Regions from separate parts of the Homo sapiens genome. Here all the other regions are linked to region 1. The links are chromatin loops, found by intact Hi-C in ENCODE. Cell type or tissue: dorsolateral prefrontal cortex. All regions are shown on one strand. Region 1 has its middle 9.9 kb from the start of CYP2W1. Region 2 overlaps ADAP1 (ArfGAP with dual PH domains 1). Region 3 has its middle 6.1 kb from the start of CHLSN.

Evidence for each region. Hi-C counts contacts between places; a loop is a spot of excess contacts. Peaks named below come from ENCODE experiments on the same cell type or tissue, not always from the same donor. Only the 100,000 strongest peaks of a DNase experiment are listed, where the experiment ranks them.
Region 2: it touches region 1 in a loop (4-fold over the local background); 5 of 110 quality-filtered maps call a loop at or near these places.
Region 3: a loop joins it to region 1, with 2.8 times the contacts of the local background. A loop is called at or near these places in 47 of 110 quality-filtered maps.

The regions. Positions count from the first base shown.
Region 1 is chr7:991,858-994,357 of GRCh38, reverse strand. It overlaps a transcript of CHLSN not described here. Among named protein-coding and RNA genes, the nearest start is that of CYP2W1, 9.9 kb to the right of the region's middle. RefSeq lists a silencer at 1,202-1,291. In dorsolateral prefrontal cortex, CTCF peaks have their summits at 852 and 1,058 (motif pointing left); DNase peaks (open chromatin) are centred at 1,027 and 1,442; H3K4me3 peaks cover 370 bases; H3K27ac peaks cover 349 bases.
Region 2 is chr7:913,111-915,610 of GRCh38, reverse strand. All of the region lies in intron 4 of ADAP1 (ArfGAP with dual PH domains 1), which reads left to right. Among named protein-coding and RNA genes, the nearest start is that of GET4, 38 kb to the right of the region's middle. In dorsolateral prefrontal cortex, a CTCF peak has its summit at 1,274; a DNase peak (open chromatin) is centred at 1,200; H3K27ac peaks cover 2,500 bases.
Region 3 is chr7:1,143,104-1,145,603 of GRCh38, reverse strand. No RefSeq gene overlaps it. Among named protein-coding and RNA genes, the nearest start is that of CHLSN, 6.1 kb to the right of the region's middle. RefSeq lists an enhancer at 1-162. In dorsolateral prefrontal cortex, CTCF peaks have their summits at 1,056 and 1,255; a DNase peak (open chromatin) is centred at 1,219; H3K4me3 peaks cover 811 bases.

The sequences.
Region 1 (2,500 bases):
GAAAGCCCATCTCTACTAAAAATACAAAAATTAGCTGGGTGTGGTGGTGGGCGCCTGTAGTGATCCCAGCTACTCAGGAGGCTGAGTCAGGAGAATCGCTTGAACACGGGAGGCAGAGGTTGCAGTGAGCCGAGATCGTGCCATTGCACTCCAGCCTGGGTGACAGAGCGAGACTCTGTCTGAAAAAATAAATACATAAAAATAAAAGTAATGTTTTTAAATAATCAAAGGGAGCATTGTTTGGAAGTCAGAATCACATTGCCTGTGGGGGTGAGCAGACCTGTGGAGACTGGGCTTTCCAGGCCAAAGGGCCCTCCCTGACATTGGGGGTGCGAACACGCAGAGCAGGCTGGAGACCTCTCACAGCACTGTGCGGCTTCCGGAAACCGTCCCCTGCCCCAGCCCACCCAGCCCTCTGAGGAAGCGGCCTCTGAGCAGTTTCTTGCAGGATTGATGTCTGAGAAACAGCTCACACCAAGTGCCGTCTGCTCACTCCACCAAGAGTGACACAGGTTCGGCCGCTGAATCACCCTCAGAGCACTGTCCTCCCTCCAAGCCCCCAAGAGAGTGGCATCTTTTTAGAGACAGGGTCCCGCTCTGTCGTCCAGGCTGGAGTGCGGTGGCATGAGCTCTGCTCGCTGCCACCTCCACCCCCCTGGGCTCAGGCGATTCTCCTCCCTCAGCCTCCTGAGTAGCTGGGAACACAGTTGCTACCACTACACCCGGCTAATTGTTGTATTTTTTGTAGAAGCGGGGGGCCTCACTGTGTTGCCCAGGCTGGTCCCAAACTCCTGGGCTCAAGCGATCCTCCCACCCCGGCCTCCCACCGTGCCTGGGATTTATTTCTGGATGACTCGGTGCCCAGTGTTCACATCCCAGAGCCTCAAGCTGACCTTCCAGCCCGGGCCGGCGCTGTCCGCTCCCCACTCCTCTCCCTGGAGCGCTGGCAGCCTCCAGCTGGGCTCTTTCTCTGCCTGCCTGTCCCTGCCTGTCCCTGCACAGATCAGGTGGCGCCACCTGCCGTCCGTCCAGTCCCTCGGCTCTTGCTCCAGTCACAGTCAGGCCCTGGCCGGGCGCCGTGTGCCATGCGCCCTCCAGTGGCTCCCAGGGAACGGGCGCTCTCTCCACGCGCTCCAGCTGCCGTCCCCCTGCCCTGTCTGGGTCAGGCCACCCCCCGCCCACTGGGACCTCAGAAGCACTCGTACCCCTGCTGGCTGCGTGGGTTTCACAGGCGATAAAGCTGAGTGCAGCCTCAAACCCTGAATAGTCATCAAAGTTAGGATCCTACAGACTCCTCCAAGCCTCACCTCATCACCCCTGTGGCCCAGCAGTCCAGAGCCATGGGCCACCCCCTCCCCCGCTTGTTATGCAGCAGGAGCTACCCGATGCACTCTGACCTCAGACACCCTAGGACTTTGCTTAGATTTCACAAGGGACTGAGTCCAGGCAGGAGGGGTGGGGAATTTGGCCAGCGATGGGCCTGCCTCGGGGCATTTGTGAGACCTGCCCGGAGAGACAGCTGGGCGCTAGGCTGAGCTGTCCAAGTCCCACTGCCCTCTGAAGCCTGGTGAGCCCACCCAGCCCTCCAGTGTCTTACCTCCTTCCCCCTCAGCATCCAAGGTGGGAAGAAGACCCCCGCTCTGAGGGAGCCCCAGCAATCACGGGGAGGGCCCAGGTCCCAGAGTGAGGCCGGCTTCCAGCCTCTGGGTTCCAGAAGTTTCCTAATGGGGGCTGCCCACTCCGAGGGAGGAGCTTCAGGACATCTGAACCAGGACCCCCGCACTGGACAAGGCCCCAGGCCCCTACATGTGTGTTCCCTGTGGGTGTGGTTGAGCGGTGGCGTGGCAGCTCCCTTGGGTCACTTGGGTTCCATTAAACGGCGTCTCCGTGGGTAAAGCTTGGTCTCCTCCTAAGCCCGGCCAGCCCGGCACTCAGATGGCCTCACCCTCCGAGCTTACTGTGGGGGGGCCTCACCCTCCGAGCTTGCTGCGGGAGGTTTGCAGATGGCTCGGGGACTGTGTGGTTTTGTTTTGCCTTGACTTAGGATGGTAATGGGAGGCACGTGCAGCACGGCTGAGGGCCAGCCTCAGACCCAGAAGCAGATCTGGGGCCAAGAGCAGCCTGCCCACCCCAGGAGGGTCCTTCCCTGGAGACCTAGAGGCGGGGGGGTACAGGGGCCGGGGTCGGCGTCCCTCCTGCTGCTGAGGACAGACGTCCGGGGAGCAGTTCAGCCACGTCGTGAGCCATGGGGTTCGGGGTGTCTGCCTCTCCCATGACATCTGGGCACCATGGGGTGGATGTCCACAGAGGCATCTCCCGAAATCCATGCGTGAGGAAGCTGGGCTCGCGGGCTGCCTGCTGCCTGAGTTCTCTGGGACCCTTGAAAAGGACCCATTGGCAGGTGCGTGGATAAAGCAGGACAAATCCACCACTCCCCACTCACTCGAGGTCCCCAGAGCCCTCACACCCACAGACCAGGAAGGAGAAGGACTGGGGAGGG
Region 2 (2,500 bases), 79 kb after region 1:
TCCCGTGTGACCCTCGGGCAGGGGTTGGAGGGAGGGAGAGGCCTCCCAGCAGGGTAGAGTCGGGGCAGAGGTTTTCAGGCACACGCTTGCTCGCAGGGTCGGAGCCCAAGGCCTTGGCCTTGCCTGCCGGCCTCTGAAGCCCACGCTGAGTGAATGGCCGCTTCTCATACCAGGCCCGGCGGGGCGGCCACGTCCGCAGCACCAGGCTCATGATCTGCCTGTGGAGACCAGGCCGCATGGGCTGTGCCCTCTGTTCTCTCCCCTGGATGGGTGTGAGGATGGTGGGGAGGTGCACAGTGTGCATGAGGCACGGGTGAGGTACACAGACGAGATGTACGGGTGTGTGCGGCACAGGTGAGATGCACAGGCGAGGTGTGCAGGTGTGAGTGCAGGGCTGGCCCTTTGTGAAGGTGCCGTGAGTGCCGTGGCCAGGTGTTACCTGGCAGCAGGGTGGCAGCCTCTTGCAGAGGGCATGGGGTCGTAGACTGCGGCTGCTCCAGAGTGTGTGGCTGCTGTCTCCCTTGGGCCACGGCACCTTCCAGGTCGCGCAGGAGGCACCAGGCACGCCAGCCAGAGGGCCTCGGGCCCCAGAGCCCCGGCTGCAGGGAGGCTGCTGGGATCCCAGGGACCCAGAGGTGCTGAGTCGTATGGCCCTGTGCTCAGGGCCCACTGACACCCACCTGCTCAGGGCAGGGCTCACCCCTCCTTGAAGCCTCCCCTCTACCCTGCCCCTGCAGCCTGGTCAGTAGGCACGAAGGCCTGGCTGCTTCAGACGGCCAAGTGCCTGGGGACCAGCAGGCGGTGACTGTCTGTGCTCCAGGCTGCTGTCTCTGGGTGCTGTGCAGGGCGGGGTTCCAGGGCCCTGTGAGATGCCCTGCCTGTCTCCTTGTGTGTTCAGGGGCTCCAGGGCACCTCTCCCACAGACCTAGCTGCCCGCTGCTATTTGGAACCCTAGGTTCTGCCCTTTGCTGGATGGATGAGGGAGCAGGTGTCCATCTGGTGCTCAGGGTTAGACCTCAGGGACCCCCCGAGCCTCCCCATGGCCCCCACCCTGAGCCCATGTCTGGGTGGGTGCAGCAGCAGGAGAGGACGTGTCCTCCTGTCTGGGGCGGCCCCGTGGGCAGAGCCTCCTCCACAGGGCTCCAGCGCCAGTTGGCAGTTCCCGGGCCTCCCAACCCCTCCCAGAGTGCACTGGGGATTCCCGGCGGCGTTCCTGCCCTGCTCCCTGGCTTTGCCACCAGAGCCCTTTATCACGGCAGTGGCGACACCTCACGACCACAGGGAAATATAGAAGTCCCTGCGGCAGGGCCCGGGAGGAAGGGGAAGCTCGGGGCTTGGGAAGGGCCTGCCACACCCACAACCCCACGTTGGCCAGGTGAGGCCTGGGCCAGGTGGCTCCCGCTCTGCACAGAGGAGTGGCTGCAGGTCTGCCCTGGAATGAGCCGGAACCAAGAACTCCTAGAGGCTGTGCCACGCCCAGTGCCCACAGCCTGCACCTTGGCTGTGGGTGGAAATGGCCGGGTTGTTCTCACAGGGCGGGGGCCCCAGATGTCCTGTGTGTGGGCCACGCCACCCAGGACCATGGCTGAGGAAGGCGGAGCCCCACTCCATCCCTCTGTTAGGCCACCCAAAAGGAAGGATCACCACCGGGCTTTTCTGAAGGAGTTTTTTGTTTGTTTGTTTTTTCCTGCTCTGTTGCCCAGGCTGCGGTGCAATGGTGCGGTCTCAGCTCACCGCAATGTCCACCTCCCGGGTTCCCGCCATTCTCCTGCCTCAGCATCCTGAGTAGCTGGGACTACAGGCGCCCCCCACCACGCCCGGCTAATTTTTATATTTTTAGTAGAGACAGGATTTCATCATGTTGGCCAGGCTGGTCTGGAACTCCTGACCTCAGGTGACCCGCCCGCCTCGGCCTCCCAAAGTGCTGAGATTATAGGCGTGAGCCACCACACCTGGCCTCTGAAGGAGCTTTTAATGGCTAAAGCTGGGGGAGTAATTTGAGCAACAAAAGGAAGATGGTATAAGGGGATTATAACAGGGGAGCAAGGTACACACCCCCAAGTCCATAGACATATACATAAAGAATGGAACAAGTAAAGAGAAAGGGGAGGACCGGGCGCGGTGCCTCACGCCTGTAATCCCAGCACTTTGGGAGGCTGAGGCAGGCGGATCACGAGGTCAGGAGATCAAGACCATCCTGGCTAACACGGTGAAACCCCGTCTCTACTAAAAATACAAAAAAATTAGCTGGGTGTGGTGGCGGGCGCCTGTAGTCCCAGCTACTTGGGAGGCTGAGGCAGGAGAATGGTGTGAACCCAGGAGGTGGAGCTTGCAGTGAGTGGAGATCACGCCACTAAACTCCAGCCTGGGCGACAGAGCGAGACTCCGTCTCAAAAAAAAAAAAAAAAAAAAGGAAGGGGAGGAGGCCAGCAGCCTTTGCACACGAATTCCAGTTAATACAAAAGAAGGCCGGGCACCGGGGCTCATGCCTGTCATTGCA
Region 3 (2,500 bases), 150 kb before region 1:
AGGAAAACCAGAGACCTTTGTTCACTTGTTTATCTGCTGACCTTCCCTCCACTATTGTCCTATGACCCTGCCAAATCCCCCTCTGCGAGAAACACCCAAGAATGATCAATAAAAAAAAAATAAATTAATTAAAAAAAAAAAAAAAAAAAAAAAAAAAAAAAAAAACTTAAGAGTGAGGCCAGGTGTGGTGGCTCAGGCCTGTAAGACCAAAACTTTGGGGGGGCCAAGGCGGGTGGATCACTTGAACCCAGAAGTTCAAGACCAGCCTGGGCCACGTGGCAAAACCCTGTCTCTACAAAAAATACAAAAATTAGCCAGGTGTGGTGGTGCGTGCCTGGAGTCCCACCAACTCGGGAGACAGAGGTGGGAGGATCGCTTGAGCCCAGGCCCTCAAGGCTGCAGTGAACCATGACTGTGCCACTGCACTCCAGTCTGGATGACAGAGCGAGACCCTTCTCAAAAAAAAAAAGTTGATGGAACCCAAAGCCTACCTGATGGAAATGAAGGTGTCCCCAGAGTGCCACTGAGAGCGGGCGAGTCGGCCGTGGCCCTGCCGGCTGGAGTGTCAGAGTCAACCGTGGAGGTCACTGGCCCTGCCTTTTTTTTTTCTGAGATGGAGTCTCACTCTGTTGCCCAGGCTGGAGTGCAGTGGCACGATCTCAGCTCACTGCAACCTCCGCCTCCTGAGTTCAAGCTATTCTCATGTCTCAGCCTCCCCCTCCCAAGTAGCTGGGATCACAGGCGCCCGCGATCGCGCCCGGCTAATTTTTGTATTTTTTAGTAGAGACGGGGTTTTGCCATGTTGGTCAGGTTGGTCTCGAACTGCTGACCTCAGGTGGTCCACCCGCCTCAGCCTCCCAAAGTGCTGGGATACAGGTGTGAGCGACTGCGCCCGGCCGAGGCTCTGCCTTTTCAAAAGCAGATTTGGACCTGGGCTGGTGCGGCCGCGGGAGCAGATGTTTGCAGATGCTGAACGTTTTCTCTGGCTGGGTTGGACAGGCTCACAGTCCCGCGCCTGGCATCTCGCGTCACCCCACCTGCCTACAGCAGGGGAAGCGCGTCTCGGGAAGTGTCCTCGCCCCCTGCCTCGGGGGCTCTCCTTTGCCTGAGTTGGGCTTTGGCTGGCATCACTGTTTTATCTGTGCAGGGCCCAGGGCCGTGCCGTCACCCCTGGTGCCTGGCATCTTGGACAGGAGCCTGGGAGCCTGGCTGCTACTTCCCTTTCTGGTGTACGGGCTGCAGTATCAAAACATTTTCACAAGATGTCCCCAAAAGGCCTTTTAAGTCAGAGTGAGGGTTGACAGCGTCCGGTATTCCTGGTGAGAAATTAGGTCCAGCGTCACAGGAAGGACGGATATAACCAGCCCATCAATCCTAACTCAGTTTCTCCAGGTTAACAAAGTTAAAAGGGATCGGGGATATTTTTTAATGTACTCTTCATTAACCTTCCAGATGTATTCTTTGCAGTAAGCCTAAGACTGCACTTGAATGATCAGCTCAGAGATGAGTTCCTAAAATAGGTCAGCGGCTGAAATTGCTGTAGTTTTCCAAATGCTGAGCTTAAGAATGAGGATCTTTGACATCCGCTCAGTATTGTAAATGTCTGTATTTCTTTGGAGACAGGGTCTTGCTCTGTCACCTAGGCTGGAGTGCAGTGGTGCATTCATGGTTCACTGTAGCCTTGAACTCCCAGGCGTGAGTGAAGCTCCTACCTCAGCCTCCCGAGTAGCTAGGACTACAGGTGTGCACCACCATGCCCAGCTAATTTAAAAATATATATTTTTTTATAGAGATAGGGTCTCACTACGTTGCCCAGGCTGGTCTCGAACTCCTGGCCTCAAGTGACCTTTCTACCTTGGCCTCCCGAAGTACTGGGCTTATAGGCGTGAGCCATGGTGCCTGGCCTTCAATATTGCAGATGTGTTGAGAGGATCATTGTGTTCTGGGGAACCCGGTGACAGAGAAACTAGTCTGACTTTTCTGCGTGGATGCATATGAAGTTTTTGCAGATAAATGTTGATTTACTTCATTTTGCTGAAATGATATTAAAAACTTATAATCACAGTTTATTATACAAGGTGAATAAAGGAAAGAGGAGAGTATTTAGGCCGAGATATTAGTTGAATGCTGTTAGAGAGATTTTTTGCTGTTTTTCAATTTGTTTGTCTTATTTAGAGACAGTCTTGCTCTGTTGCCCAGGCTGGAGGGCAGTGGCGTCATCACAGCTCACTGCAGCCCTGACTTCCTGGGCTCAAGGGATCCTCTCACCTCAGCCTCCCAAGTAGCTGGGACCACAGGTGCATGCCACGATGCCCTGGTAATTTTTAATTTTTTTTGTAGAGGTGGGATCTTGCTATGTTGCCCAGGCTGGTCTCTAACTCCTGGGTTCAAGTGATCCTCCCACCTCAGCCTCCCAAAGTGCTGGGATTACAGGTGTGAGTGCCCGGCCCTGTTTTTCATTTCTTTTGTTTGAGGATGTTGTTCTTTGATTTCTACCTCA